Regions from separate parts of the Homo sapiens genome. Here region 2 is linked to region 1. A link is a loop called in an ENCODE intact Hi-C map of the cell type or tissue named here. Cell type or tissue: MCF 10A. All regions are shown on one strand. Links, peaks and the distances in the headings refer to the core of each region. The heading gives the core; the rest is flanking DNA.

Region 1 (16,578 bases), core at 4,635-12,634:
CCCCATCCCCCCAGTACTTTTGTCTTCCTCTTGGTAATAAAACCCCCTAAGTTTTAGCCATGCATATGGCTGCCAGGTCAAAACAATAATAAAAATACATTAACCAGCCTCCTTTGCAACTAGATATGGCCAGATGCATTAAATGAAGGGCAATGGGCTGTGAGTAGGAGTGAAGTGTAAAACAGTGCACAGTCTCCCATAAGAGAAAGATCCTTCCTGTGGATTCTCTCCTGGCCCCTTCCCCTTGGTTAGAAATGGCAATGATACCGCCATCTGGGAGGTCACAGGTTGAGCATGACAGAGCCACCGCACCAGCCCTAGACCACTCACCCCTGGACTGTGACCACCAGAAAGAAATTCCATCCTAATTAATTCACTACATTTAGAGTCTTTCCTAACAGCAGCTTAGATTATAACCAAACTAGTTAAAAGACACAATTTCCTAACAGCAATACCCTGCTGTGGGAGGTAGAAGGGATGAGTAAAGGTCAGGAATTAATGATGGGTAGACAGGGAGCAGCATGGGCACAAGTGATCCATGAAAGGTGCTGCTAAGCTCAGACTAGAAGGGTGGGCAAGACCCAAAAGGGGCTGATAGGTAGAACTCAGGGGCTCTGTGAGCTCTTCTAAAGGGGTTAACAAGAGGGCAATCCTAGAAGGATGTGTGGACTGATAATGAACACAGTACAATGCACATAGTAGGCACCGAGCAAATATCTGAGTGAGGCCCATGTGGGGCTCACATGATCACCCAAGCACGCAGGACACCATCCTACAGGCAGGTGTAAAGCAGCTGGTGGCATGGTGAAAGCAGTGCTTAAGGAAAATCAACTTGGCAGAGGGGTCATGTGCAATGGGATGGGAGTTCTGATTGGCAGAGGTCATGTGCAATGGGATGGGAGTTCTGATTGGCAGAGGGGTCATGTGCAATGGGATGGGAGTTCTGATTGGCAGAGGTCATGTGCAATGGGATGGGAGTTCTGATTGGCACAGGTCATGTGCAATGGAATGGGAGTTCTGAAAAACATTTAAAAAACTAAGCAAAAAAATTCTGAAGGCTAGGGTTATAGAGAGGGCAGCCACATTATTTATCATCCAAACTGGCACACACTTGGGTGCTGTTAATGATTACGCTGGAACACCAGGCATGAAGTGGGACTTTCTGAGCAAACTATGATGGATGGTTCACTTGGAAATAGATAACTTGAACGTCCTTCTCAGGTTGTCCCCCCTGGTTTTCAATAACCCTTTTGGCAACCCCTGCCAAGACTTTTTCTATATGGACCCGATCCAGGATCCATCTGAACCGGCTGAGTCTGTAGGCTTGGGCACGTTTGGTGTTCTATGCTCCATTGTGTTGGGTGAGAAAGGTGAGTGTTTCTCAAGGATTTTTCCTCACCATTTGCTCCTCTTTTGTCTATACAGGAAGTAAACACTGGTGATTTTTTAATCACCTCCTTTCACCACCCTTTCTGGAGCAGTAGGCTTGGTACTTTTGAAAAGCAACTAAAATTCTGTGTTTGCTTTTTTTCTCTCCCCATTCTATTGATAGAAATAGACTGAAGTCCTTCCAGTTGGCAAGAAAGAAAGACGACAGTGTCATGGGGATTGCACAGGCCAGGAGGAGGTTGGGGACGTGTGGATGGCACTTGGGAAGGAGTCACCTGTGAAAAGAATGACGACCATGCACAGCTCCCCTAATTCAACACAGATTAATTGGGGTATTAATTCTACTGTTGAAATTTTTCACCTCCCTCTTTAAAGTATTCCACATTAACAAGCTTTCAGCACTGAATCCCGCAGAAATGTCTTGAAAGGGATTTACCTGGGTTCACAGTTCATGATTCCACAGATGTTAGTAGCCTCAGCATTTTAGCAAACAAACCCACACACCCCCGTTCTCAGGTCTCTCTTAGAGGTAAATTCCAAGACAGGGAGGTAAACAAATCGCTCCCCCCGGGGGCTCCCATGGACCAGCCTGCACTGCCTCTGGTGGGTGTAAAGTCCTTGGGGAGCTTTCAGGATGAAGGGCAGGTGAAAACACGTTCCAGCTGCTGCCCAGGAGTCGAGTATTTACCTGTTGAAGCCCAACAGATTTAGGCTCATGTTTACACCCTGTGCCACCTAATGGGATTTTAATGCATTCCAAGGCTTCACAGCTGCCACCTACCCTCAGTCCAGAAGGGTAATCATTGTCATATAGAATGTAAGGGACCCAATACACCTGGTTTTGACCCAGATCAATCAGTCATTCTATAGTTGTAGAAGCGGGTCCTGGAAAACCAAGGGAGTGACCCAAGTTTGCACAAGTACGGGTGGTGCCACGCTGTGGGCTTCACCAAGGCTGGAGGTCTGAGCATGTCGGAATTGGCCGGACGAGGGGTAGGGATGGGAAGTCAGGAGGTGAGGGGGACCTCTCCAAAGAATCCAGGGATATGCCACAATGGCGGGTGAGCAGGTGGTGACTTCAGTGACCACAGGACACTCTGGTCTGGCTGCTGGCCGGGAAGTTAGCAATAGAGTAAAATGCCAATTATCTGTTGATTCTTTCTGATTTAAAAACACAAAGAACCATCATTCTCACCAAATCTGGGTCCTCACAGCCTGTGTATAAGGGGGAAAGGCCCAGAGAAGTTGCTGATTTAAAAACACAAAGAACCATCATTCTCACCAAATCTGGGTCCTCACAGCCTGTGTATAAGGGGGAAAGGCCCAGAGAAGTTGCTGATTTAAAAACACAAAGAACCATCATTCTCACCAAATCTGGGTCCTCACAGCCTGTGTATAAGGGGGAAAGGCCCAGAGAAGTTGCTGCTTAGTTTGGCGACCTTAAGGGACCCAAACTGTCACTTTAAGTTCATATCTATTGACTTTCCCTTCCTGCACCTGTCTCCAATATTATTCAGCCTTGTCTTTTATGCAAATGCCCAAACCAGAGGGTTCTGTCTCAATGTCTGGCACACGGTATATATAAAAGTGTTAACTTGGACAAAAATTCAAAATGATCACACAGATTCATACTCTGTTCAGAAACATACTTTTTTCTTCCAACTCAGCTCTGGATACCGTGTAAAAAGAGGAAAGCGTAGGAGCTACAGTGGGGGCGGCCCCTGGGCTCTTATTTATAGCTGCACTAAGAGAGACCTCATTTCCACCCTGAGGACATGGAGCATCACTGGGGGAGCTACACGGGACCTGGTGGGGTTCAGGTGGTGCCACGCCCTGGTGACATCTCCATGCACAGGTACTGGCATCACTGCATGTACACACATGTATACAGACACAGACTTACTACTATGCTTTATACTGCAACTCACGCAGACTTAGAAATCAAACTACAGCATAAAGAACAAACAGGCTGGGTGCCGTAGCTCAAGCCTATAATCCCAGCACTTTGGGACGCTGAGGTGGGCAGATCACCTGAGGTCAGGAGTTCAAGACCAGCCTGGCCAACATGGTGAAACCCCTGTCTCTACTAAAAATACAAAAGTTAGCTGGGTGTGGTGGTCCCTGCCTGTAATTTCAGCTACTCGGGAGGCTGAGGCAGGGGAATCACTTGAACCCAGGAGGTGGAGGTTGCAGTGAGCCGATATCACACCATTGCACTACAACCTGGGCCACAGAGACTCCAGGAAAAAAAAAAAAAGGGAAGAAGGAAAGAGAGAAAGAGAAGAAAAAAAAGAAAGAAAGAAAGGAAGGAAGGAAAGAAAGAAAAAGAAAGAAGGAAGGAAGGAAGGAAAGAAAGAAAGAAAGTAGGAAAGAAAGAAAGAAAGAAAGAAAGAAAGAAAGAAAGAAAGAAAGAAAGAAAGAAAGAAAGAAAGAAAGAAAGAAAGAAAGAAAGAATCACATGAGGAAGAAGGACTGAAGCTCGCCAGCTCCAGGACGAAAAGATGAACACATCTGAATAACAAGCCTGGCTGTAGGAATTCTACCAACTAAGCCTAGAAGGAAAAATGAGTTGAGCTGTGATGTTTTCATTGTCTGACAACAGAATTTGCACATGACGAGAGATTCTTTTTCTATAAAGCTAAAGTTTCAGGTGGGACTTGACATACTGGGACTGAGATGGAAAGAGTCCCGTCTGCTGGATCACAGGAGGGGCCCTTGCTCACTTTGCCCATCCAGGCCTGCGCACCGCAGTGGCCTGGAGAAGAGGTCTGGGTGTTTTAGACAGAGAGCAGCACAACTGCCTACGTGAACAAGCAGCCGCCCCTGCCTCTGCACTCACGGGCCTCTGTAGCTTTAGTAGTCCCACTGTGATGCCAGCCTCAGGCAGATGGGTCTGTGTTTCTAAATCAAGCGAATTATGCTTCCTCCACATATTGGCTGTGCATTTTCTACAACCAAAACCATAATGACCAGGAGCCAAATTATTTTCACGGCAAATAGAAATGGAGGAAAATGAAGACCGTCTGAACCCCTATGTACTAGTCATAGTTCTTGGTGGCAAATAACAGAAATGGATTCTGGCTAAAGTAGTGAGAAAAAAAGGTTTCCTGGAAGGCTATTGGGTATCTATGAAATCACCAGGAAGGCCAAGAAGCAAGCTTGTGACATTCGCAGGAAGCAGGACCATCTGGGTGGCCGAGGAGAGGCCAAGGACCCGTCCACAGAACCATTCCCTCTCACAGACGGCCTCCTGCCAGCTCTGCATCTTTGCACCTCCTTCTGTGTTCAGAATCTCGCACGAGCCATCCAGCTGCCCAAAGCTGGCCCCACATCAACATGCCAGGGGAAGGAAGAGGCCATGCCTGGCCCCTTCAGGGTTTTACAAATGGACACAGCACCCTGCCCACCACTAAGATTCATACATTGAGGAGATCCCCCTCTCCCTACATGCAACATGCAGAATGGAACTCCAGATGCTGGCCAGTGAAGCAATACCATCAGCAGCAGTAATGACAAAACCTAACAGTTGTCCACTGCAGGAAGAACCAATGAAGTGTGTGTGTGTGCGTGTGTGCGTGCATGTGCATGTGTGTGCGCATGTGTGTGCGCACGCATGTGCGTGTGTGTGTGTGTGTGTGTGGTTTGGGGATGGGGCTGGGGGAGTGCCAGCAGAGCAGAATACTGGGGTAGGAGGAGCAGGGAGGGAGAGACAAAGAAAAAGGAGAAAAAGAGAAAATGAAAGTCAGAGACCAATGCTGTCATTCTAAACTTTCCATGTACCATATGTGATGTTTTTCAGATTAGGGAGTTGAGAACATGCAGCAAATATCCTCGAAACTGTGAATGGACAGCGCCCTGGATCATAAGGAGTAGAGACACCACTGACCACTCTCACTGCGCCATGGTCACGTCTTTCAGGAAAGGGTGGTGTGACCACGAACTGCACGTCTGCTACAGGGCAGGGCTGTGGGCTTCAGGGCATGACTGTAAACAAATTTCAAAAATTTTAGACACATTTCGAAAAATGTGAAGCCCTAATGTCCATCCACTTCTGGATATCATTTCACATCTATCGTATCTTTCCTACTTTTGAAGACTACTGCAGTTGAAATCTTGTAAATTCTACCAGAGGAGAACCCTGGGATGGCCTTTCGTGATATGAAGATTAAGCAGCCATATTTTACTCATCCCAATCGCAGAGCTGTTTTTATTATACATTTATGCATCCTTTTGTAACATACATTTTGGGAGTTATCCAATGGCCATCCATTTTGTGAACCAGTTTGGCCCAGCTTGTGTCAAGTAGTTAGAAGCTGAGAAAGAATGAAAGTGCACAATTAGTCACAAATTCTCCTCCAATATGTGAATAAGAAATTAAGCACCATTTGCTGATGGATCATCAATAAGTATTACAGAAAACGTAGGTGTTGAGAAGCCACATGGCTCATTTGACATCACACAGCGGAGGGAAGACAGGACTGGAAACCACAACCTGATGTCTGGATGTTACTTTTGTGGCAGCTGTAATTGTGATTATCGTTACTTCTTTGTCCCTGGTACTACATATTTCATTTTATAACACATAAAAGTAATTTTATAGAAATGTCTTGGAAGCGTTCCAAATGCAGTCCAAACACAGGGGAGAGGGTGACTTAAGTTCAAGATAAAAGCCACTAAGACCTTCCCCATAGCCTTGCTACCAAGAGAGCTGGCCCTTCATGGCCAAGTATTCCCATCCGGCTCGCTAAGCACATGCCTCGTCCCTCCCTTCCCAGCCTCTCATCCACACATCTGGAAAGCCTGTTCTCCCAAGTGAACTTGGTCTGGCTCAGGAATCTTGACATTCCACTCAAATGAAAGAGCGTATTGTTGAAAACTAGCTGCAGAGAGACACATAGACAGACAGGGATACAAACAGTGTCATCGCGTGATATTTCACATCTAAGAATGGAGCTCAGCAGCAACACACCAGACTGGCGGGGGTGGGGGTTTGGGGGGTGGGACGTGGTGAGAAATGCAGTCCTTTCAAATTACTCCTTGACATTCTAGAAGGTCTATCCCAACACACAACTGATGTTTTGATTGATGAGCACCCTGGGGCCTTTGCCCCCTTGGAGGCCTTGAGCTCAGCCTCCAGAGAGGATATGAAGATGCCACTTTAGGTGCACCCCTGGCTCCTGAAGCTCACAGTCCTGGCCGAGACGCCCAGTTTCCTTCTTCTTTTCTCAATTTTTTATTTCATAATAGGATTCCTGGCCAGGTACAGAGTCTCACGCCTGTAATCCCAGCACCTTGTGAGGTCAAGGCAGGAGGATTGCTTGAGCTCAGGAGTTCAAGACCATCCTGGGCAATATAGTGAGACCCTGTCTCTACAAAAACAAAATTAAAAGAAAAAATTAGCCAAGTGTGGTGGTACATGCCTGTGGTTCCAGCTACTTGAGAGGCTAAGGTGGGAGGATCTCTTGAGCCCAGGAGTTCAAGGCTGTGGTGAGCCCTGATCACACTGCACTCCAGCCTGCACAACAGAGCAAGGCCTTGCCTCCAAAAATATATATAATAATAAAATAACAAAAAAAATGCCAGAGAATGGCACGCACAGATTGCCTTCAGCATTGAGTGTTCACGTCCCGGAATTCACTGAAACATGGGAACCTAGGAGTGACCTGAGGAGCCCAGCCTTTCCAAAATGGAAATGCAGCTGGCGACATGAAGAACAGAAACACCAACTGCATGGGGCCTGGAAAGGCATCTCCCCTTTACTCCACCATCATCACAGCTTTCCCGAGGAGAGAGGGAATGGTTGAGGCCATTTGACTATTGTTTTTCACCAGGACCACCTCCCACCCGATGGAGGCCACAGGCTCAGCTGACGTCCTAACTATTGACGGTCATCTTTGACACACACATCATATGTGGTGGGTCAGCTGTGGAAGTAGGGGTGGAAGTAGGGATTTCTTGTAAGACATGCCCTGGCAGCTCCCAAAGAAACAAAGGGCAAATGCTGCTTTCTCCGGAGTTGTGGAGAAGCATCTTCAAGCCTGTAGCCCTCTCCTGAAGCCAGATGAAGGACAGGTGTTCCAACCGCATGTTTTTATGACGCTGAGTTTGGATCTGTTTTTCTCCAGACTCACACTGAAACCCTTCCTCCAAGGGCTCTCAGCCCAACAAGATACTGGAAAAGAGGTTTGAACCCAGCTCCTCTAGTTCCCTATTGGCCTAACTGTTTAGTCAGAGCTGCCAGCACCATCGTTTCTGGAAGGAGCTCCTGGTGGTGAGGCTGTGCTAGAACCTGGAGAGAAGGGGCCCTTTGCCTCACCAGCAACACAGCTTGAATCCCAGCAGATGAAGGAGATCCATGCAGTCATCACCGGGTGTTCTCTGCAGCCTCGGTGACCCTCAGGGGAGCTTCCCGGAAAGGCAGGCGCTGCCCTGGAGCCTCTTTAGCAGGAGCTGAGCACGTCAAGTCTCAAGTGTGAGCTTTAAGTTTGGCCTGAGCTATTCAGCTGTAGCCACTTAAACAGAGAAAAACCTGACAACTCGTCACTAAGGCAATAAGTCAAAAAGCAACTTTTGTAAAAACCTAGTGACATAAATGCTCTACAGGGCAAATCAGATACTGCGGCAAATACAGAAGTAAGGCCCACAGCTACTGCCCAGAGCAAGCTCTCCTACACCTGCTAAGCCCCCTCACCCAACCCTCTGAGGCGGGGCCAAAACCTGTGGCCAGACCCAGGAATTCTGGTCGTTCCTTGATGGAGGCCAGAGACCTGGCCAAGGTCGTTAGAGTAGACTCCGTGGAAGCACAGAGTAGAATCTAAAAGCAACTTAGATTTGGATCTTCGGGAACAAGTAAGTGCACCTCAGATCTGGACATAAGCCCTTTCTGGTAGCACTGTTTTCTAGAAAGAAGACTGTACTAAAGTTCTGGATAACTCTCTCCCTGCCCCCAGTGACGTCTCAGAGCAGCCTCATGGACTGACTTGACCAGGCTCCCAGGCCCCCTGCCTCCAGCCCAGCTGTCCTTCCCTCTGTCCCCAGGGCTCAGTGTCTCTCTTTCTCTCTCTCCTTCTTTCTCTCTCTCCAACTGTTGTTTCCTGCTCTTCTACTTTCTCCATCTTCCTCCCTCTCATCTTTCCTTCTCTCTTATCTCTCTCTTCCTTTCACTCTCTATCTTTTTGGCTCTCTCCTGCCTATCCTCCCTTCCCTCTCCTCCTCTCTATCTCTTCATCTCTCTCTCCTCTCCCGTCTCTGTCCGTGTGTGTGTGTCTCTCTCTCCCCAACTCACGTTTCTCCCCTCCCCCACCCTGCTCCTAGTTAATGTTTCCAGTTAATTGACGTGTTGTTGGCCTCTCAGATTGGCATGATTCAACAGCCCTTCCTGGGGCTCACATGACAGGTCCTGCATGTTAGTCACAGAGCACTAAGAATGCCCCAGAGGAGTGGAGACCACAGACAGGATTATTCTCAGCTCTGACATGCACGGCATAGCACTCAGCACTAAATAAACTTGGGAAGTGTTCACAGTGCCGCAGTGTGTATATAGCACTGCAGCCTCCAGGCCAGAATAATTACACATGGACTTACAGTTTAGTTTACATTTAGAATACAGAAGGGACAAAATTCTTGCCTTAAGATCTATTTTCAGTGTTGACTTAGATTGAGACTTATGAGAGATGTGTCTAGGGCAGGGGGGTGCGTGCATGTTCACAGAGACCTAGAGGACCTACCTGGCCTCTGAAATGTTCTCACCTCAACCCTAAATGTACACCTGCTTCTACAATTAGAAGTTCATCACTTGGGCTTAAAAATTAAACGTAAGGGTGTGGGTGGGGGGCAAGGACGGCCTATCTCCCACCAAGATGTAAAAACTCCTATTTCATCAAACGCTTCTTTTTCAGAATAAAAGCATCCCCCTGATCTTTTACTGAGATTTGCTTTTTCCAGCAATGTCAGCAGTCAGGCCTGCACACTTCATGCGTGAGACAACAGGCTCCATAAGGGGGGAGTGGGCAGTCCAAGGCCAGCAGGTTTAGGGAAAGCAGGTCTCCTGACACCCCCAGCAGGCATTTTCCATCATAGCACATTGCACGTGGATTTGATAGCTCAATCAAAACATGCCATAGAAAAGATACAATTTATAAACGATAATGCCTAGAAGTAGATTCCTGAGGTAGGAATATCACTAAAATTTGATAGTTCAAAAGAGTGCAAAGGACTTCCAGGTTCTGGTAGCAGAATAGCAGCTCCTATCAGACTAAATCTCTTGGAAGTAACAGCTATAAACACTAGTCAAAATATTTTTAAAAAACAACTATCTGGAGGCACTGGAGAGAAGCAGGCAGAAGTAAGGGGAGTCCACACTTGGAGGAAGGCACCACACTAGAGAGACAGTGTTTGGAGTTTCCGTCCAGTTTAGTTAACTGTCTGCTAAAATGGAAATTCAATACTCTGCAGAGAAATATACCATAATTCAGAACCTCTACAGCAAATCATTTGCAACATCCAGAACAGGATCCAAAATCAGATATTCGAAGAAACTGAAGGGGAGTTTCAATGAAGATTGACCCAGAATCACCTAGATGTTGTAATGAACAGATAAGGATTTTTAAGCTCAGCTCTGGGACATAAAGGAAATTATACTTGTAATTAATGAACAACTAGGAAAGCACAGCCAAATGGAAATTCTAGATCTGAAAATACAATATCTAAAATGAAAATTTTACTAAATGGGCATAACGGGAGAGTGCAGAGGTCAAAAGAAAGATTCAGTGAACTTGGACTTCAATCTATAGAAATTAACCAATTTGAAGAGCAAAGAGAAAAAGGGATAAAAAGAAAGCGAGCGAAGAAGCCTCAGCAACCAAACCAAAAGCTCTCAAATAGATGCAGTGCGTGCGATTAGGGTTCTAGAAGAATGTTTGAAAAGTCGTGGCCAAATATTTTCCAAATTTGCTGAGAAAGAAATTCACATATTCAAGAAGCTCAAAAGAGTACAAAAACTTTAGAGGGATAATTTATAGAACACCCATATTAAATACTTATTAATACTTCTTTCTTGGTGTATCACTAGAACAGACGATTCTGTGACTGCCTCAATGTATTACTGCTTCTAATTAGACTTGAGGTTATCACAGAAACCAACTTTCCCTCACATTCTCATCCTTTTTCTTGTTCTTATAGAATATGATCAGAACACTTTCTTTTAGAGTATAGCTGTTCCTAAATTATTTTCATTTAACATATAAGAATGTTTAAGTCTATATTTTTAATTGATACATCATAATTGTACATATTTTGGGGGTACAATGTGATATTTTGATACATGTATACAATGTATAATGATCAAATCAGGGTAATTAGCAGTTTGTCACCTCAAATCTTTATCATTTATTTGTGTTTGTAACATTCGAAATCCTCTCTTCTAGCTATTTGAAAAAATACAATAAATGGTTGTTTACTATAGTTACCCTACAGTGCTGCAGAACACTAGAACTTATTCCTCCTCCCTAGCTGTAATTTTGTATTAATTAACCAACTTCTCCCTATCCAATCTCTGCTGCTACCCGTCCTAGCCTCCAGTAACCACTAGTCTACTCTCTGCTCCTAGACATTTTTGTTGTGTTTTTTTTTTTTGAGACAGTCTTACTCTGTCACCAGGCTGGAGTGTGGTGGCGCGATCTTGGCTCACTGCAACCTCCGCCTCCCGGGTTCAAGCAATTATCCTGCCTCCGCCTCCTGAGTAGCTGGGATTACAGGCACACGCCACCATGCCCGGCTAATTTTTGTATTTTTAGTAGAGACAGGGTTTCCCCATATTGGTCAGGCTGGTCTCGAACTCCTGACTCGTGATCCACCTGCCTCGGTCTCCCAAAGTGCTGGGATTACAGGCATGAGCCACCGTGCCCGGCCTACTTTCAAATTTTTAAGCTTCCACATATGAATGAGAACATGCTGTATTTGTCTTTCTGTGTCTGCCCTATTTTACTTAACATAATGTCCTCCAAGCTCATCCATTTTGGCATAAATGACTGGATTTGTGTTTTTTGGTGAATAGTATTCCATTGTATATATGTACCATGTACCACATTTTCTTTATTCATCTGTTACAGTCATTTAGGTTGATTTCATGTGTTGGCTATTGTGAATACTGCTGCAATAAACACATAAGTGCAAATGTCTCCTCAACATATTGATTTCCTTTCCCTTGGATTGAAAAGAAATCCAAATCCATACTGGGCATATACCCAGTAGAGGGATTGCTGGATCATCTGGTAGTCCTATTTATAGCTTTTTAAGGGACCTCCATACTGTTTCTCATAATGTTTTCCTTTTTCTCTACATCTTCACCAGCATTTGTTACTTTTTGTCTTTTTGTTATCCTAACTGGGGTGAGATGATATTTTACTGTGGTTTTAATTTGAATTTCCTTGGTGATTAGTGATGTTGAGTATTTTTTCATATACTTATTGGCTATTTGTACATCTTCTTCTGAGAAGTGTCTATGTGGCTCCTTTGCCCATATTTTAAGCAGATTATTATTATTATTTGCTGTTGAGTCGTTTGAGTTTTTGTATGTTTTGAATATTAATCCCTTATTAAATAGTTTACAAATATTTTCTCCCATTCTCCAGCTGTCTCTTCTCTCTTTTGATTTTTCCTTTGCTGTGCAGAAGCTTCTTCGTTTGATATAATCCCATTTGTCTGTTTTTACTTTTGTTGCCTGTGCTTTTGAGGCCTTAACAAAGACAAGACTATTGTTTCCTCAGTGTATGTTCTTGGACTCTTTGTTGAAAATCAGCTGGATATAAATACGTGGATTTATTTCTGGGTTCTCTCTTCTGTTCCACTGGTCCATGTGTCTGTTTTTACGCCAGTACCATGTTGTTTTGGTTACTTAGACTTGCAGCAGACTTTGAAGTCAGGTAGTGCGATGCCTCCAGCTTTGTTCTTTTTGGACAGGATTGTTTTGGCTATGCAGGGTCTTTGTGGTTCCACACAAATTTTAGAATTGTTTTTTCTTTTCCTGTGAAGAATGCCATTGGTATTTTGATAGGAAATTTGTAGATCATTCTGGGTAGTATACAAATTTCTAATGCATTTCTAAACTCTAAAACAAACATTTGAATTTGAAATGTTTTTGAACTTAAAGACATAACGTGGATTTGTCAGCAAAAAAAGTAAGAATTCAAGATGGTATTTTAAAAAAAAACCTCATATCTTTTTTCTTTTCTTTAGCCTTCAGTTTATTCCACAAATTAATAAGTAGAATGAGCCCTGAAACTTCAGTGACTCCTCCCTATAAAAGCGACATCTGAATTTTGCAACCGGCGAAGCTGGGTCATTGAATTTTTATGGCCTATTTCTCCATGCCTCTGATGTAACACAAAGGAGAGCTGTGTCTCCCAGTGCTTTGTCTTGGGTGCCAGAGATGGTCTCCTGTCTCAGCATCACCCTTCTGTCTCTCCTGGGAGTACACATCTTCTGAATTAGCACTTAATGCCCAGAGCATGCCCAGGTCATCTAGAGAGTAAAATTGCAAAATCACATCAGTTCTCTGGACATCATTACTTTGAGGAGGCATGTCTGGCTACTGAGCAAATAGAAACCAGTATACAGCTCTCCAGACATTTCTCCATAACCAAGAGGCTAAGAGCCTTGCTGAAGGCCTTCATTCTCAGTTGCTCGATCCTTTCCAACAGACCAGAAATTAGCCTTTCAACTTAGGTCAATGATACACATTTGTTTGGCCAACAACGCAGGCAGTGGAGTGTGGTGCAGGCTCTTGAGAATCGATCTACACTGACAAGTGATCCTAAATTGCTGCTGCCAACATCAGTTCTACTTTTGTGGGCTCCTGGTAGAAAATATGAAAACCAGTCTTGTCCCTCTCGATAAGTATCTCTATTATTATCATCGTTATTTGGAGGAATTTTAAAAACGTGCTGTGTTTTGCAAAAGGGTGCAAGCTGCCAAATGCCCTGCATGAGATGGAGGGTTACTCATCCAGCACTGTCAGTTTTTCTCATTGACTTTGGCAGAAAGGTCCGTTTCAGCAGGGAAGAATCAGCACGTCAGCTGAGACATGTGATCTGTTCTCAGCGTCACTGCTAGTGCCAACTCGTAGGAAATTAGGCGCCTAACTTATTAATAGTGATGAATCCATTAGAGTTGACAGGCGCCTGGCTGTGCTGCCGCGGATTAACTGTGAGTGGTCAGAAGCACTGTTGGTGAACAAGTGCAGAGTCAGATAATTAGAGGACCTGCTACTTCTCTCCAGGCTGTTCCAAAATGTAGAGTTTAGGAATTGAATAGACAAAGATGCATACAGTGTCTGAGATTAATGATCTGAGCTAAAATTAGAAATATTTATGGCTTGGCACAAAACCTTAAGTTACTGTAAAAACAGAACATTAAAAAAAAACCCCTTTTACAACTTGGCATAATTGGACTCCTCCTTTTTGTTTGAAACACTTTCCCTTAATGGCATGGGGTATGCGACAGAAAATGCCAGAATTCCACCCCTGGGTTGGTCCGTCTGTTGGCGGCATGCCCACCTGCTTTGAAATCTAGTTAATTGAAATTACCACACAAATACCTGAATGATTTTGAAAAGTCATTAATGTGTTTCAAGCCATATGCGTACACTTAACAAAGATAAGGTCACCACTTTAACAGGACACAAACATGCCTTGAGATGGGGGCATGAACTGGGTCTGTGGAGACGTTTACAAGTAGGTATATGAGCAGGAGCACCGAATGCCCTCCTGTTTGATAAACACAAAGCAACTCAGAACCTGGCTGAGCGAGACACTAAGTTTTGTCTGCAGTGCAGTGTGGCATTTTGTGATTACCTTAAATAATATGACTTTCTTTATCTACAGCAAACAGGATTTTATTTATTTATTTATTTATTTATTTATTCATTCATTTTGAGATGGAGTCCTGCTCTGTCACCCAGGATGGAGTGCAGTGGCATGATCTCTGCTCACTGCAAGCTCCCCCTCCCGGGTTCAAGCCATTTTCCTGCCTCAGCCTCCCGAGTAGCTGGGACTACAGGTGCCCGCCACCGCGCCCGGCTAATTTTTGTATTTTTAGTAGACACGGGTTTCACTGTGTTAGCCAGGATGGTCTCGATCTCCTGACCTCGTGATCCATCCGCCTCGGCCTCCCAAAGTGCTGGGATTACAGGCGTGAGCCACCGCGCCCGGCCAGCAAACAGGATTTTAAAAAATAGCTTATGGCTGTGTATAATCAAGTGAATTGCAAAAATCCTTCAGAGGGATATTACCTAATCGCAGCATCTTCAACTCTAATGAACCCCCCAGTGGTCCGCTTTAAATCCTGGTATCACTCGTTCTCGGTATATTCAGAAATTTGAGATTATAGAATTTGTAGCACAGGAGAATAATTCGTCTAAAGGATACAGAACTGGAAACAAAAGTTTTACACTGCAGAATTGTGTGTAAACTTCAGCTCTAGTAGTCAAGTGTACTGTTTTAGCTCAGTTCTAGGAGACTTTGGAAACACCCAGCAAAAGGGGAAGTGAAGGATAAAATGACTTCTTTAAGATCTATGACCATGTGGACTGAATACATCCCCAGATTTGAAAAGAATATTCTTGTTATTTGAAGGAGTCAGAAATGACCCAAGTTAGAAAGGAGGTGGGCCGGGCTCAGTGGCTCACACCTGTAATCCCAGCACTTTGAGAGGCCGAGGCAGGGGGTTCACCTGAGGTCGGGATTTCGAGACCAGCCTGACCAACATGGACAAACTCCATCTCTACTAAAAATACAAAATTAGCTGGGTGTGGTGGCGCATGCCTGTAATCCCAGCTACTCGGGAGGCTGAGGCAGGAGAATCACTTGAACCTGGGAGGCGGAGGTTGTGGCAAGCCGAGGTCACACCATTGCACTTCAGCCTGGGCAACAAGAGCAAAACTCTGAGAAAAAAAAAAAGAAAAGGAAGGAAGGAAGGAGGTATTTGGAATCAGAAAATATATTTTTCAAAACACCGAACAGCTAAATCGCCATTGTTCCTCTGTTGTACTATAAATTCCAAAATGCTGCCAAGCTGCACTTTTTTTACACCATAGATTGGATGATGACCTAAAATAAAAAATGTTGTCAGGTCTTTCCCACTGCTTAACTGTCCACCTGCCTGAACTACATTATTCTGTTAGGTGGTCTCATCATGCCCTGAATTTCTGTCCTTTTTGTATATAGCTCCCGCCTGTGATTCTGTACTAAATGCAGATCTTGCATTCCTAGAGCTTCATGCGGGCAGGGCCCGTGTCTGCATTCTTCACCAACATATCCCACCTTGCACAGTTAAGTATTTTTTGAAGAAATGAACGACATCTCTTAAAGACACAGAACACCGAAGCAACAGAAGCTCTTTCCTTAACCAGTTGCTTCCATCGGCTCCACCTATAATGAGAAATGCTTAGAGCTGATGCTGCAGTTTGGACAGGTGAATGATGAAGATTGTGGATGGGCCTTATTTCCAATTGCTAATAGTAAAAGTAAATACAAGAATATTTAGCACCCAACAAAGTAAAGTTTCCAACAAAGATTAACAGACCTATGCAAAAGCAGGAAAACATAATTATTAATAGAGTAAATAATCAATTAATTGAAACCAACCCAGAACTGACATATATTAGAATTGGCAAAGATATTAAAACGGTTATTATAATCATGTTCTAAATGTTCCAAAATTAATTTTAAAAATCAATGAAACGTATAAAAAAGTCCAGATTGAACTTCTACAGACAAAAAGTATAGTTTTGCTAACTATAATGTAATGACACATGAGACATGGCAAGAGAAAAGATTAGTTAATTGATGATGTAGCAATATAAATTGTTCAGATGATAGGCACAGAGAAAACAGAAACAAAAGAAATTGAAAAGAGTATCACTGGGCTTTGGGACCACTTCAAGTGGCCTAAGATATGTATACTTGGAGTCTAGACAGAAAAATATTTGAGGAAAAAATGGTTAAAACGTTTCCAAATTTGGTGAGAGCTATAAATCCACAGATCTAAGGAACTCAATCAACACTAGCCACAAGAAATATAAAGAAAACCACACCAGGGCATACTGTAATCAAAATGCTCAAGCCAGTGCTAAAGAAAATGTCTTAAGAGCAGCCAGCGAAACAGACACATTACATACAGAGGAACACAGAT
Region 2 (16,578 bases), core at 4,912-12,911, 50 kb before region 1:
CCTTGGGTGATCCACCTTCCTTGGCCTCCCAAAGTGCTGAGATTACAGGCATGAGCCACCGCTCCCGGCCTAAAAGAGGATCTTTGTAATTCCTTCTCCTAAGAACCAAGCTAGTTGAGGCCTTAATTTATTATCTCTCTCCTGGAACGTTTCCTTTATCCACCTAACTGGCCTCTGTACTCCCAGCTTCTCCGTTCGTTTGTTCTCACTCAGTAAGGATTAATTAAGAGCCTACTAAGTGTACTATGTGCTGTTCGCTGTTCTTGGTGCTGGGAATACACCCATGAACCAAAAATAAATTTAAAAAGAGACAAAGTCTGTCCGCAGGAGACACATATTCCATAGCCTATAGGAGGGGCTAAATCAATAACCATTCCTGTGACATCAGGCTCCCAAGTGGTGCTGTGATAACCTGCTGTCTGGTGGAAGCTGCAGGTCAGTATGTGTCTCTTTAACCTCTAGGGCTGGAGGTGCCATTGCAGGTAGGCGAATCTTTCTCCCTGCAAACTGCTCAAGGGCAGTGCAATGGACTAAATGTGTCCCCACTAAATTTCGTATGTTGAAATCCTAACCCGCAATGCGATGGTATGAGGAGGAGTAGCCTTTGAGTATTAACAGGTCATGAGGCTGGAACCCTCATGAATGAGGCTAGTGCTTTCTAAAGGGACCCCAGAGAGGTTCCCCATGCTCTTTCTGTCATTCAAGGATACAACAAAAAAAGACGAAGCCACCTGAACCAACTCTGCTGGCACCCTGACTCCAGCCTTCAGAACTGTGAGAAATATGTTCTGTTGTTTATAAGCTGCCCAGACTATGGCAGCCCACATGGACTAAGGCAGCCCCCAGTGTTCTGAAACTGGGCAGGATACAGCCCGTGAGAGCCGGTTCCTGGTCAGTTGGCCAGGATGCCAAACCAGGCATCAAGTATGGTTCCTGGAATCGAAATCCTTGTGGGGTGCAGCCTCTGGGAAGTAAGGAAATTGCTAGTGTGAGCTGGAAAATAGGCAGTGAGGCAGCCATTGCCTCAACAGGGCATTCCTAGCTCTGAGGCTGCTTTCAGAATCATATTTGGAGATGGTCCTCTCTGTCTGGATGAGAACAGGGCCAGCTACCCACAGCCACACTTCTATGGCTCCGGCTGAGTGTAGGTGAGGGTGACCAACCATCCCAGCTTCCCTGAGACTGAGGGAATTCCGAGACCATGGGACTTTTAGTGCTAAAACTGAGATGGTCCAAGGCAAGGCAGGACAAATGGCCACCCTACTGTAGGGTAGTGCCCTTAGGGTCAACGCCTGTCTTTCTAGTGGAGCGTTCTAGTCCAGAACATGACATAGCACGATGTCTAAACTTACATGGTCCTAAAAGGCAAATTGTCTTAAGTCGATGAATGTCCCCCCCTCCCCAGCCCCAATGTAGCCTTGTAGTGAATCAGCGACAGAACAGTCCAGGCTGGACATGGGAATAGACTATTTCACTAGAGTCCACGCTTCCCCTTCTGCCAAGAGATCACCAACTGCACATACATCAGGGTCTAAGGAGCATCTAGCTTAGCAGCCCACCAAATTGTTTGGGCTGTGACATGACCTAAGTCACTTGTTAAATTGATAGCTCATTGATTTCGGTAACCTGGTGTTGAGAATAAGTGAAAGCACAAGAGTGGGTACCTTTTGGGATGCCCAGGCCTCTTCTGCAAACCCTCTTGATGATACAAGGTATGGCCCCCATGGTGCAGGGAGTCACAGCCTCACAGCTGGCTGGACAAATCTTGGACACTGGCTCAAGTCCAGCCAAGTAGCTTCTCCATCCCAGGAATATCAAGTTTGGCCAAGAAATTTCTGGTTATCTTTAGATACCAAACTTATTCAATCTGTCAAGCCATCAAATTAATAAATATTTATTAACCTGATATACAAATATGAAGGTCCTTCTAAGTTTTTGACCCTCTCTGAGGTGTGAGGATTCTAGAAATGAGATGATCTTCTGGGGATGCCCACTAGGAACTAAGCACACCAAGAAGCAAGCAGAGAAGGCTGGTTTGCAAAGAAATGCTGGAAAATGTACAATTCCCCATGTTAAGCCTGAGAGGAGAGACCTGGGGTAGGAGGCAGGGAGGACAGGAGAGAGCCCCGCTGCTTCCAGCCCCCTTCCAGCTCCTGCACCTGCCCCTGGTCCCAGAGGCTTCCTGTGTATTTCTGGTAAGGCTTCCTTTTACTACGCTGTGGTGGGGTTTGGCCCCTTAAAACCAAACAAACTCTGGCCAAGGCAAGCACTGAATTTATTCTGGCAATAACCCACAGATGAGGAATTTAAATGTTGGTTAATTTGTTTAAATCCACTCTTCTATTCACAAAGCATGCTCAGAATGTTTCTTCTTTCAATGGTTTTCCCAGGATTGCTATCTAATGGAACGTGGTTTCCTGTTGTACTCCTGTTAACACAAGCAAGGAAGAGCACTTTGCAGGAGGAAACACACGAAAGTCAGGATTTGTGTTTCCATAGCCTCCTAGTCTCCTAAACTCTTGAACATTTGCTATATTAAATAGCAAAGACAATAGGAATACAGGGCTAACTACCAAATATATTATCTACCAAAGCTAACAAAGTCTATTCAGGTAACTATTCAAAGTCGAACTTCAAAATCATTTAGTAACTATTTATCTGCCCCACCAGTCTCCTACTCAGGTTATTTCAGTCTGTTTGCAAATGTGTGTAAAGTTCAAAAACATTCCGGTGAGCTTGTTTGATTCTCCATGGACATAATGGTCCTAGATTTTCTACTTTTTTTTTTCTTTTTTTTTTTTGCAACGAAGTATCTCTGTTGGCCAGGCTGGAGTGCAATGGTGTGATCTGGGCTCACTGCAACCTCTGTCTCCTGGGTTCTAGCAATTCTCATGCCTCAGCCTCCTGAGTAGCTGGGATTACAGGCGCCCACCACCACCCCTGGCTAATTTTGTATTTTTAGTAGAGATGGGGTTTCGCCATGTTGGCCAGGCTGGTCTCGAACTCATGGGATCAAGTGATCTGCCCGCCTCGGCCTCCCAAAGTGCTGGGATTACAGGCATGAGCCAATACGCCCGGCCCTGCTGTTCTTTTATAATTGGGAGACTTCGAGGTTTGGTTGATAGAGCGCAAGCTTCATGTTCCAGAAGTTCAGGAAGTAAAATCTAGGTTTAGAGACAACGGGGAAGAGGCTCCAATGCCTAGTTCAGTCATGTAGGAACCAGAAAGACTCAGAGCTCCTGCTGCGCCCAGGAGCCCAGCCTCTTGCACTCTGAGAATTTCTGGGTAGAAAGCAGAAGAGGATTCCGGACAGAGGGCAGGGAGGTAGGGCAGAGACCTTGTTGGGCGGAGAGCAGCCCTCCCACAGCTCATGGGAGGGACACAGCCCTACTCCGCCCTGGCCTCTGGGAGCTTCTAGAAAGCAGAGACCCAGACCTGGCTACTGAGCAAAGCCCATGTCGAGGTGTTTAGAGAACATTATACACTTGTCTTCTTAGACCAGGTGTCAGCAAACTGCTGGCCACAGACCAAATCCAGCCCCAGGAGCCCAGTGTTTTTATAAATAAAGTTTTACTGGGAAACAGCCAAGCCCATTTGCTTGTGGATGGTCTGTGGCTGCACGGCAGAGCTGGGTATTCGTACAGCCCAGCCCACAAAGCCTAACATCTTTACTACCAGGTCCCTGACAGAATAAGTTTGCCAGCCTTTTTCTAGACCTATGCTGAGTAATAAGCATGAAAACAAACAAAATTATTGCAAGGGTTCTAGTACTTTCTTCTTTGTGACTAAACCTACTTCAGACGTTCACAGGAGTGGCAAGTTAGGTCATTCTGTTTGGAGTTGGAGTGAAAATGTTATCAGAAGCCATACCCTTGATCAACACTGACGGCTTTCTTAGATAAGCTACGAACTTGTTCTCAGGCTCCCCGCGGGATCTTGTGCTTCTCTGGGGTGCGTGCAGCCACTGCTGAGCTAGGCCAGGGTTGCTGGGCCAGGGGGCCCAGTGAGAGCTGCTAGCTGCGGGCTGCTAGGCTGCGTAGGCAAGCTCCTGCTCCCACCACGGGTCTTACTTCTTTGTGACATTAAGCTCACTTTCTCCGTTCTGCTTTGTGTTAAGACAAAAATATTCCAAAGGGCTGCTACCCTAATATTCCCAATAACTCTATAAGCAGAAAAGAGTTACAATTCTCCTTCAAAAGGGCAGAACCAAACCAAAAATTGTGTTAGGCGCTTATCTGAAACAGAGATGAATAATGCCACCATTAGGAAACAGTGAATAGAAAGCCTCCTTTCAACATACGTGGTGCGATTGGGAGGATATTCAAGTCATCAGGACATATATTGCCCAGCAACTGGAGAAAAAATGTTCCTCCCAGACAGTGCAATAGAGAGAAACACTTGATTAAACACACTCTGGGATGAAACGGGGAAATTGCTGGCAGCCGACATCACTGAGTGTTTGAAAGAGGGGCACAAGATTTATTTATTCTGTGTTCTCCAACTTTTCTGTCATCGAGGAGCCTTCTTCAGCGTGGACCAATCTGGAATTCACTGTGCCTACCCCGGCCATAACCACAGCCCCTACTGCAACGAAGCACCGATGGCCAGGCAACAAAGAAACCCACAGTTCCATGAAGATAGAAGCATGTTTCCGGGGCAGGCCAGGCAGCAGTCCTTGAACAATGTTTTGAAGGCAGAGAAATGGTTCTCTGGATCTGGGCAGCACACAGCTAACGCTGCTCTACATGTGTAGGTGAGAAAGACTCAGGCCTCGCAGCCTGAACCAGCAACTGGGGAAGAAAAACTCAGAAGGCGCAGCAGGAAGGACGGAGCGCCACGATGGGGGGAGCAGTCACGGGCGATGAGCAGAACAGAACGAAACACGAGCTCTGCACACAGCACAGAGCACAGGAGGACAGGCCTGGAAGCCTTGAGAAAGGGGCCTAGAAGGAAAGACAATGCCCCAACTGTGGGATTTATTTCCCACAATTGCCTCATTTAATTAATCGAGGTATGAAGGCATGGTGTTCTCTTTCAGACATAAGGATACAGTCATGTTGGTCTCTGTTAAATCCCAAGCAGTGGAATCCCTTTGTTGCTTGTGACAACTGTAGTCACATCCCAGGGGCTGACAGTGCTCGTGGGTAATACTGCAAAAAACTATCTCGGGCTCAGCCCATCTGGAGGTGCCGGCATCGTACAGTCACTGTGTACAAGACTCTGTCCCTGTCTTGCGGGGCTCACTTTTCCCTCTGACAATAATTAGTTCTTCATCCCGATGACCCAGGGTGTGGATTTTCTGCAGATCTTACCACTCCTGCTCCTTTGGTTACTCAAAAGTTTGAGACCAACTTTACCCTTCTGCCTAAGGGTAAAGCCAGGACAGCAGATAGAGGAGAGGACTCCAGCCAGAGTCCTGAAGGGCTTAGCAGCTCTTAGGAAGAGACTTGCTAAAGTTGGCTCTATTGCTTATTAATGAAAACAATTTAACTAGGTTCAATAATATTGAGTGTAGCAAGGCAGGAAAATATACGCTGATCACTTTAGAAAAAAGTGTGCAAAGACTTGAAACAAAAAATGGAGATTTTGTCCAAGCCCCAGGAAGACAGCAAGAAAAGTGAGACAGACTCACTAAACTCATTTCCCGTATCAATTATTGCATTCCAATTTTTCTGTCAAAGGTATTCATTACAATTTATGTTAACTTATGCGTCTGTGTAGGCTAATATCATTTTCAGGCCTATTTCTAACAGTTACAGACTTTTAAAAATAGATGCCATGGTAGTGAATTGTTCCTCTTAAAAATGTACTTAATAGGCTGGGCTCAGTGGCTCTTGCCTGTAATCCCAGCACTTTGGGAGGCCGAGGTGGGCAGATCACCTGAGGTCAGGAGTTCGAGACCAGCCTGGCCAACACAGTGAAACCCTGTCTCTACTAAAAATACAAAAATTAGCCGGCTGTTGTGGCACGCACCTGTAATCCCAGCTACTTGGGAGGCTGAGGCAGGAGAATCACTTGAACCATAGGCGGAGGTTGCAGTGAGCCGAGATCGCGCCACTGCACTCCAGCCTGGGCAACAAGAGCAAAACTCCGTCTTAAACAAAACGAAAAGTACTTAATAACGTGGTTTAGGGGAATCTTCATCCCCGAAGCCTCTGTCCTTCAGATGCTTTACGCTGGGCTGCTCTGTTCCAGATAGAATTGATCCCATCACTTTTGTGTAAACACATCAAGTGTCTAGGAGCAGAAAGGCTGGCTACTCTCAGAGAGTCAGGCCTGCCAATCAGACCATGGGAAACCCTCAGCTCATGCACCACTGGACAGGCCTGGAGTGAAATCACTCAACCCACTCGTTAGAAAGGCCCAGCAAGTTATCGCAGCTCGGCTCCCTGTGCTATCTCCGTGATACACACATTACATATGCCAGGAATGTTTATCCAGCAGAGAATGCAACACCAAGCCAGGGTGTCTTATCTACATCAAATTCACGCTAGCCTACTAAATTAAAAAACAGAACATATTTTCTCCTGTATCTTGATTTAGAAAGTACTGATTAAATACAATAAAAAAGGTAAGTAGTCCTTGTCACGCAATCCTCAAATAAGAGCCACAAACGTGGAAGATATATCCAAAGGAACCAAATTAAAGGACTGGAGAAAGGTAAGAAAGGGACTATGCTTCTTATGAGTTTTATTTTCCTCAGTTACATTGTTTTAACTTATTTTATGTTCGAGGGTACATGTGCAGGTTTGTTACATAGGTAAGCCCGTGTCACGAGGGTTTGTCGTACAGATTCTTTCATCCCCCAGGTACTAAACCCAGTACTCAACAGTTATCTTTTTTGCCCCTCTCCCTCCTCTCACCCTCCACCCTCAACAGTGTCTGTTGTTTTTTAAATAAAACTTGCACTTCTATCCCTAAGTATTTTCTGACGTTGCTGCCCAGGACCCCTGGGTAGCTTTTAGACTGGATGAGCAAAGACCAGACTGAATAACTAAGTTTCTCCTGCAAGCCAATGGGCCTGGCCCGGGACGTGGAATCCACTGACTTTCTCTTCCTATCAGCAACTTTCCCCACAACGCTGATGGATCTGGAACCACTTCTAAACCCGCTGCCTGTTTGCGAGGAGGGCAGACCACTGACGGTGGGAAGGATGCATTTCCCCAAGCCACGGACCACACTGCCGAGGCCCTGACTGTCCTTTCCCGGACCCCTGCCTGGCACGCCTGGGAAAGGTTTACCCTGGGGGCGGGGGCAGGTTGGCGCCAGGCAGCTTGCAGAATGTGTGCTCGGACCCCGGGCATCGCGAAGTGTGCGGGCCGTGGGCCCCGGCTGCACCGCCAGCCCCTGCCTGGCCACCCCACCGCTTACTTGACCTCCAGGAAGCGCCTGAAAGAAAGCGAGCTCTGATATGTGCAGCTCCAGTGTGTTTCAATAAGCTGTTTTCAAAGAGTTTGGGTGCCTCTTCAGACTAAGCCCGTTCGAAACCTCCATCTTCTTTCTAGGGTTTTCTTCAACGGGGGCTTAGATGATAAACGGAGACCCCTGTTCCCTACCGGTTGAAACTGTGTCTGCGGCAACAGTAAGCACCCGGCCGAGACACCCACACCCCCATGTCGTGCGCTCAGGACCAGGGAGCATGGCGCATCACGGCCAGCCTATTGCCAAGCAGGTTCCTGAGCTGTGTAAGGTCATGACTCTGAATTTCTGTTGCAAACATTTCAGACTGTGAAACTCTAAGAGATATAAAAGACTAGGGGAGAGGGAACCAAGCGAAAGGGGAAAAGGTGTTAATATTTACCTCCATTATCATGAAGAGATTATCCTGCCCTCTGGTACACTGGGACATGGTAATTGCTCAAGGGTTTAACTCTTTTTCTTAATGTGAAGTACCAGTACGAACCAGTTTTGAGGTGTTTGCATTAAAACTGCTCTGCCATTTGAAAAATCTGATCAAGAGATCCCAGCTGCTCAGCTGGTGGAAAGAACCCCGAGTTCATGAAATTATTAGGGTAATCTAAATGAAGCTTAATAGCACTTAGCACTTCAAAGCACACTGAGCACATTAACTAATTAATCGCAGCCTTACCCCTTCAAGGTACATAAATGGCTATTATCCTCACTTTACAGTTGGGATAAATGAGACCTAGGTAAGCAGGAGTAGTTGCCCTGGGTCCCGAATGAAGTCAATAGCTCCAGTAAAGGCAAAATCGGACATTTCGGAGTCGCCCGTCTTGGCTGCCTATCTGCTCTTCTTCCCACATTTTCTTTCCTTCTAGAGCTTGGCTGAAAAGCTTCACATTTGGATTTGGAGAGATTTCAAATCTTTTTCCTACATATGACTGTTTATGACATAGATACTTTAAAACCAAGGGAGTCCAAACTGATTAAAGTTATAACAAATTGGAATGCTGGAAAGTGCATGTCATCAGCCAAGGAAAGAGGTTAGTCTGATTAAATAATCAGTTTCATCTGGGTCTGTTTATGCCATCTGTTGCAAAATGTTTTCCAAATTGTGTAGTGTGCATGCAGGATCTCACAGAATAGGAATATCAAGTGTTATAACAAAAGTAATATGTTCTTACTTTTCCTAAAAAAAAAAAATGTAAATCTTTCCCAATGTCCCTATGATATAAAACACGCATGGCAACGACATCATAACACAATACTCAGAAAATTGTAGCCGCCTTTAACCATGACATTTCCCCAAATTAATAACTGCACACTAACGACTGTGTAATAAATCTGTAAACTTTTTCAGCATTGCTACTTCTTCAGCACTAGACCTGATTGTTTCTAAAACCTCTGAGACATATAACTTCTGATAAAGGGAATAATTTTTCTGGCAAAGGAAATATTAGAACAGGAAGTGAGTCTTGAAGTTCCTGGCTTCAATCCATTAAGGTGACAGGCAAGAAATCTGAAGGCAGAGAAATGAAGCAACAAGAACAAGGATTCTGGTCCCCTCGTTCTCAAGCCACTGCTTACACAGATAGAAGGGAAGCTGATTACCATGTGCACGAGGCCTGTCATTTCACAGACGGTAATCTGAGGCAGAACCAGGAGCAGGACCCAGGCGTCCTGGTTCTCAGGTTGATGCTGTTTCCATTCCACTCTGCCCTGCTGGCTTTGTAATTCCTTTTCCTTTATTTGATTTAGTGAATTGTTCATTTCATTTCATGGTTTGCTTGAGTGCCTTCCCCAAAACACCACCGTAAGTAAATCATTGCAAAGTGGATAATATTTTCTCATGGGAACAATGATAAAAATCAGGGATTTATTTCTAATCAAGGAGGCAGCATCAAACAGATCCTATACATGAGCAACACCAGTCATAAGGCAGGGATTAAGCAACCACAAACCTCAATGACCTCATGTGTAAAGTAGGCATAATAGAGGGATATCTCTCAAGACACTGAAGGATTAATGCAGACAACGTGGGCAAAGCACTGGGCGCAGATCCTGGCAGTTAGCAAGGGCTTGGGAAGCACCGGACTCTCTCACTCGCTGTGAGTTATGCATTGGCACTCACATGTTTTGTTGGCTTATAATCCTCGCACGGTGTTAAAACCTAGGTGCTGTCATTATGCCCACTTTACAAATGAGGAAACAGAGGCCCGGGGATGCAAAGTACCTTGTTAGAGGCTACATAACCAGGAAGCAACCAACCAAGATGGCATTTCACCCCAGATGATTTGACTTCAGGGTCTGTGCTTTGAACTCTTATTTCACACATATAGTTGACATATAATAAATACTGTTAATATTATCACTTCACTTAAATAGATGAGTTATTATCTGTATCACATAGAGTAGATGTACTATGACCATTATTTCCCAAAGGCCTCATTTTACTATAAAGTAAGCAAAACACATGAAAATAGATGCCAATTGAGCATCAAGGTGGCCCCAAACTAATTTTCAGGAGTTTTCTGTCCAATAACTGAGAGGCGCTTTATACAATGTATGACCCATAGTATCATAACATACTACTGTACAAGAAAATTGGAGCTCATTTCCTTTTTTTTTTTCTGAATAAATTTCTTACTCAACAGGCATCATCTAAAAATACTGTGTGTGGCTGGTGCTCCATACTGGCTGCTATTGTTAAGAAGGACATTTGAGCGGGCGTTTTGCTGGTGAAAAGCATGTGTGTGTGTTTGTTTGTTAGTTAATTGTGAAATATTGAAAGTGTATAGAAAAAGTTAGAAAATACAGTAATGCACTCACATATACTTCCCACTCAGCATTGTCAAACCGTAACATTTGATACATTTCAATGTTGTTTCACTGAAACACAGGGAAAAAGAATAGAGGGGAAATTCCTTAACCTGGAAAACACAGCTACAAAAATTCCACAATTGGGCCCAGCGTGGTGGCTCACGCCTGTAATCCCAGCACTTTGGGAGGCTGAGGCGGGCGGATCACCTGAGGTCAGGAGCTCAAGACCAGCTTGGCCAACATGGTGAAACCCCATTTCTACTAAAAATACAAAAAAATTAGCCAGGCATGGTGGCACATGCCTGTAATCCCAGCTATTTGGGAGGCTGAGGCAGGAGAACCAGTTGAACCCGGGAGGCAGAGGTTGCAGTGAGCCGAGATCGTGCCATTGCACTCCAGCCTGGGCAACAAAAGTGAAACTCCGTCTCAGAAAAAAAAAAGGAAAAGAAAATTCCACAATTAACCACACCCTTCGTGTGTCATATTCTTTAAAGCTGAAAACAAGACAGACATGCCCACCTTGCCTCCTGTGTGCAGGGACTGGACTTGGGGGACCTGACAAAGATGAGAAAACGAATAGGGCAAGGATCCCAAAGGAAACTATGGAACTGTCATCATTCCATCCGGGGTGGTGGTGGGTTTCGTTGTTAACTTCTGATTTAACTGGATATTAGCTGGAGAATCTAGTGCGTACTAATTCTTGTATTTTGTCTTGTTTTGTTTTTCTGGGGATGGAATCTCACTCTGTTGCCCAGGCTGGAGTGCAGTGGTGCAATCTCGGCTCACCGCAATCTCTGCCTCCCAGGTTCAAGCAATTCTCCTGCCTCAGTCTCCTGAGTAGCTGGAACTACAGGCGCCCACCACCACGCCCGGCTAATTTTTTGTGTTTTTAGTAGAGGTGGGGTTTCACCGTGTTAGCCAGGATGGTCTCGATCTCCTGACCTCGTGATCTACCCGCCTCAGCCTCCCAAAGTGCTGGGATTACGGGTGTGAGCCACCACACTTGGCCCTAATTCTTGTTTGTTATTGAGATTTACATTCAGGCTAGTTCTTGGTCAATTTTAGGCAACGTCCCGTGGGGGCTTGACTAGAATGTGTGTATTCTACTAGGGGAATGCAGAATTGCCTATATACAGTTAATAGCGTCAACTTTGTTAGTTGCATAGCTAGAAACAGCATAGAAATGCGCTTGCTGTGCTCTAAAACCTTTCATTGCTAATGAATGAAGGGGATAGATTGTATAACATCACACTTAGGAGTGTGCTGTGTGCCAGATCATACACACCCCAGAAGGCCCAAATTGTCACTGACTGTCCCTCTCTTGAGCATGGGACATCGCCAAGAAGGAATTACTCCATATCCAAATAAGCCACATGATCATAGAACTAATTTGTTCCTTTGGGTGGTTGAATTTCCTCTATAGAGATCCCAGGAGGCAACATGAATCCCTCCAGGGCTGGACTGCACAGCCTCCATTGATACCCTCCAGTGACGGGGCACTTGGCCTCTGGTGACACGTCCCCTGGGAATGGGAACTTACTCTGTCATCTTTCAAACCACCTTAAGTGGCTCCAGAAGGGCCAGGACAAAATCCTTGACTTTTTTTTTTTTCTGGCATTATTTGCCAATTCCTTTAACAAATATTAATCAAGCACCTGCTGTTCTAGCCCCTTGGAGTAAACAGTGAGCAAAGCTTTGAGGTGCCTTCCCTCACAGAGTTTATTATAATTTAGGGATAACTAAGTTAGTAGTTTTTCCATTTTCTCCTTGTAAGCCTGTCAAGTTTTGCTTTAAATACATTGAGATGATGTTACTAGGGTTGAAAGAAAATAGAATTGCCTATTTTCTTATTGTTTAGTGCCTTAAAAATTCTTAATAATGATGTTTTACCATAATGTTAAGCTTGTTATGAATATAGCTTCCCAGCTCTTCTGAATCTGCATAGTTCACCTCCACGTGCTGCAGGGCCATTGACGAGAATTCCCGGGGGAGACTTTTGTCCACTCCCAGTCCAGAAAAGGCAGAAAGGCCCAGTGTTACCATAGCTGTTTGATGGGAGGCGTTTCCTTTATGCTGCTCGCTCACTGAGACAGCAATCCCTAATGGCCCTGGTGAGAGGCAGGATTCAAGCACGGTTCTCAGCGCCCACCTCGCTTACGCTGAGCGGCTGCAAGCCCAAGCTCTACGTCCCTGGGATGCCACCCACCCACCCCCAGCCTGCCTCAGCCTATGGGCTCCTTTTTCTATTCTGATCCCGGAAGCAGCCCATACTTTTTTGCAAGCTCAGCTCCACATTTAAAAAGATGTTTGCTTCCGTCTCCCATGCTTTGTCCTGGACATGCAGTGAGTGAGAGTGAAGCTTGCGTCTTCTCTGTAGACCCAGCCATGTTGCTTCCTTCCTTTTCTCAGCTTATTTTCTCCATGGAGCTGGCCCCAAGGTGCCATGAGCCTGAGACTTAGGAGAAAGTAAAAGGCACCACTGAAGACTAAATCTAGGCTACGTGCTGCAGCTGAGATTGGAACCTGTGCTTAGATGTGAACTTCCACATGGGTGCTTCCTTGAAGAGTTGAGCACTCATTCAGACCTTTATAAATTGCCAGATCCATTGAGTTTACCAGCCTCTCTGAGATCACAGGCTCAGGAATCAGATGACTGGGTTTCAAATCCTACCACTTACTAGCTAACTTGTCTGTGTCTTCAACTTCCTCATCTCTAACTAAACATAGTAATTCCTAACTTATACATTTGCTGCAAGGATGGGGCTCAATGGGCACTGGGATAGATTCTACAACACCACATAGTGCAAACTAAGGAATGGCATTTACTGGGGAAATTTAGAAACTAGGAGTCAGGCCCCAAAGGCATAGGGGTCTCCATCTTCTCATAATCCTATGGAAAACTGAACCAATGCAAAGACAAAGCTCTTTGCCATGCAGTGGGCTGCAGTCCTGACCTGAGTGTCCTATCTCCTCGAAGGATGAACACGAACACCACTTTCCAGTAAGGAGACAGGGGGACCACTCGATTGCCAGGCCGTCGGGGTCTAGATGCCAGCAGAGCTGAGAAGGCATCTGAGGAAGGCCAGCTGCCTGGCACCCAGGGAACATGGGTCCTGGGGAGAGGGGCAGCTCTCCTCTTGGGGAATGTTTGCGGCTGGTCCTGTGGGAAACTGAGTTTAGGTGCACATCCTCCTTCGAGGAGGCGGGGAAACTCCAGTTCCAGCCAGCTCATTTCCTAGATCATGTAGACTGAGATCTCAGGATCATTTTTTGAATAGTTCTGCTTGTTGGCCCATGGAGAATTAAGCAAAATAAAGCACATAAAGTAGTTAGTATAGTATCTAACAAGTGCTCACTATATATTAACTGTTATTGTTTTAAAAGGATGTTTGCTAACATTTTCCTAGCGCTTAGAGATATCTGGATTTGGAGAGGTTTCAGATTACTTATCCACAGCATTTCTGGAACCAGAGGGCTTTCCTGAGAAGCGTTTGTAAAAGCAGGAACAACTTAACTTTTCTTACCTTCAGTCTCTCTCTTCTAAGTTTAGTCAAAGCTAGACTCAGGATCAACCCTCCACATCCAAATGTCCTAGGTCATTTGGGACCTGGTTAAAGGGGGCTTCAAATCACCTTGTCCACACTTGCTGTGGCAGGCAGAGTTTAGCAGCTTGAGGAAGCTGAGGCCTGAAGTATTTTGGTTTATCAGGTAACTCTGAACCTTGAAAACGCCAAACATGCAGATTGCCTGTGTGCATTTCATACTCCCCTGCAAAGCAGCTCCTCGCTTCACAGGAAGAGGCGGAACTTAAATCCAAATACAGTTACAGTGTTTATATCCTGGGCTGCACTAGTTAAAAAGAACCTAAGATTTATGGCTCTTTTAGATCACAGAACCAAATCCCAATACCTCCTGTCAGATCTTCTCTCCTTCCAGAAGCAAGTATTTGGGGATTATAAAAAGTGATGTTATGGATGATGTCTCTTAAAATATCAGATCGACTTGATGGCAGGACCTGCTGTTCAAATTTCTTTAGAGACACCTCCTCGCTGCCCCGCCCTTGCCTCTCTCCCGACGAGTGCCAGCCCATGCGCACACACGCACAGGTGTGTGCCCAACCATGTGACTTCCCTGCTACCTCCAGACTAAGCGGGCATTTCCTTTACATGTGCTGTTTTCTCTGCTATTGTCTCCTTCCATCATCCTTTTATTTTAACATATGTTTACTAAATGCCATTGTTCTAGAAACATTGAGGCATATAAAAGTGAATAAAACCAGCAAATAAATTCCCATCCTCGGCCAAGCGCGGTGGCTCATGCCTGTAATCCCAGCACTTTGGGAAGCCGAGGCAGGCGGACCACCTGAGATAGGGAGCTCACGACCAACCTGGCTAACATGGCAAAACCCCGTTTCTACTAAAAATACCAAAAATTAGCCGTGTGTGGTGGTGGGCACCTGTAATCCCAGTTACTCAGGAGGCTGAGACAGGAGAATCTCTTGAACCCAGGAGGCGGAGGTTGCCGTGAGCTGAGATTGTGCCACTGCACTCCAGCCTGGGAGACAGAGGGAGACTCCGTCTCAAAAAAAAAAAAAAAAATCCCCATCCCTAAGGACCCTATATTCCAGTGGCTAGTCATCATTACTGCTACCGTCCATTGAGTATCTGCTGTATACCAGGCTCGGTTCTAGCTGCTTTACCTATACATTATTTCTAATTTGCATAACTTCTCTGAAAGTTGAATTATCAGCCCATCTAACAGATGAAGAAGTTGAGTCTCACAAAAATTAATAAAGCCCCAAAAGTGATTCAAAGCTACATTCCAAAGTCTTTGCTCCTTTCCTGCCAAGGTGGAAATCTTTCACCTGAACCAAACAAGTGTCTTGCTGACCTGTGAAACCCTTACCCTCCCTCCTCCACCCCTGTACCTCCCACATATCTGCACTGCAGTTCTGAGCTTCTCACCATGGTAACCTGTGGACACACCAGTCCCTCTCTGAGCTACTGAAGGTACAGACCATATTCTACTCATCGTGGTTTCATCAGTGTTTGGCACAGTACAAGATCAAATTAAAATAAGCAGATCCTGAATTGCTAAATGAATGTTCCTTATATAGTGCTTACTCAGCTTTTAGATTTATTGCCATCTCTACTTCTGTACCATCTGCAGGGACGCCGCCCGTTGAGGTGGTAGAGATTGGCTTAAGGTTGTACAAACAGAGATTGGAAACTTCTTTCCCTGACTTGTTCTCATTTTACTGTCATATTTGCCAATAAGCACTTAAAATGCCAACTCACACAGCTGGGTGGAATATCTTAAGGAAAGTAAATGAGACAGTGTATACATGTAAGATGATATACAATAAAAGATGATACGGAGTAATGTGAAAACAAAAGATAGTATTATTACTGTTGTTTAAGCAAGCCTCAGGCCTTTTAGCTAGCAAAGCTTCATCCAGTAACTGCTCACTTTGTCTTAAGCACTGTAGTTTTATTCTGAATGAAAAATATATTTACATACCTCCTCTTAAAATCATAGTTCAAGTTTAATTCTCAAGATCAAGATTTATTCTGCTTAATAAAACTCATTTCTAATTTTTTTCTAACCTAATAACTGGTGTTCTAAATGCTAATCTTCTTAGAATGCACTTCTCCTCAAATCCAATGTGTCGCCTCTCCCAGTGAATCACTGGCTTAGAAATAATGATGGCAAACCTATATTACATGCTTAATAGGTGCCAGGCACCCTTGTAAATACTTTTCAAGTGCTATCCTCTTTGAATTCCAAATTCGTAATTTAGGCACTATTATTATTCCCATTTCAAAGATTAGGAAATAAATGACAAGAGGCATAAGATGCCTAAGAGGCCACACATCCGCTAAGTGACAGGGACTCGATCTGAACCCAGGAAAGCTCATTCTGGAGCCCACATTTTTATTTTTGAATGACTTTAGTTTCTTTTCAACATAGGTAACACATCACCTGGTTTAAAAAAAAATTCTAGAAGGCATGCTGTAAGGAGTCTTGCTTCTACTCTGGTCCTGCCTGTTTTCTCTTTGCCCACTCCTGACCCCAACTCTAATACGCAGTTGACAACTTTTAGTAGTTTCTGGAATATACCTTTGGAGATTTTAATGAAAATGCAAGCACATGCAAATATATGCTTTTTGTTTCTTCTACCTTCCTTCCACAAAATGTAGTATGCTCTACACACCTTTTTTTCTCTGTTATTTATATATCTCATAGCTCTTTCCATAGCAGGATACAAATCCTTCTCATTCTTTTATGCTGCATATTCTGTCACATGACTGTGTCATGATTTAACCAGTTCAGGATTGATGGACACTTTCAGTTCTT

The links. Hi-C counts contacts between places; a loop is a spot of excess contacts. Peaks named below come from ENCODE experiments on the same cell type or tissue, not always from the same donor. Only the 100,000 strongest peaks of a DNase experiment are listed, where the experiment ranks them.
Region 2: it touches region 1 in a loop (2.6-fold over the local background); 1 of 110 quality-filtered maps calls a loop at or near these places.

The regions. Positions count from the first base shown.
Region 1 is chr6:1,123,116-1,139,693 of GRCh38, forward strand. No RefSeq gene overlaps it. Among named protein-coding and RNA genes, the nearest start is that of LINC01622, 30 kb to the left of the region's middle. In MCF 10A, for the core only: no CTCF peak of the experiment used is centred there; a DNase peak (open chromatin) is centred at 8,756.
Region 2 is chr6:1,073,335-1,089,912 of GRCh38, forward strand. The region is part of intron 1 of LINC01622 (long intergenic non-protein coding RNA 1622); the gene reads right to left. Among named protein-coding and RNA genes, the nearest start is that of LINC01622, 20 kb to the right of the region's middle. In MCF 10A, for the core only: no CTCF peak of the experiment used is centred there; a DNase peak (open chromatin) is centred at 9,387.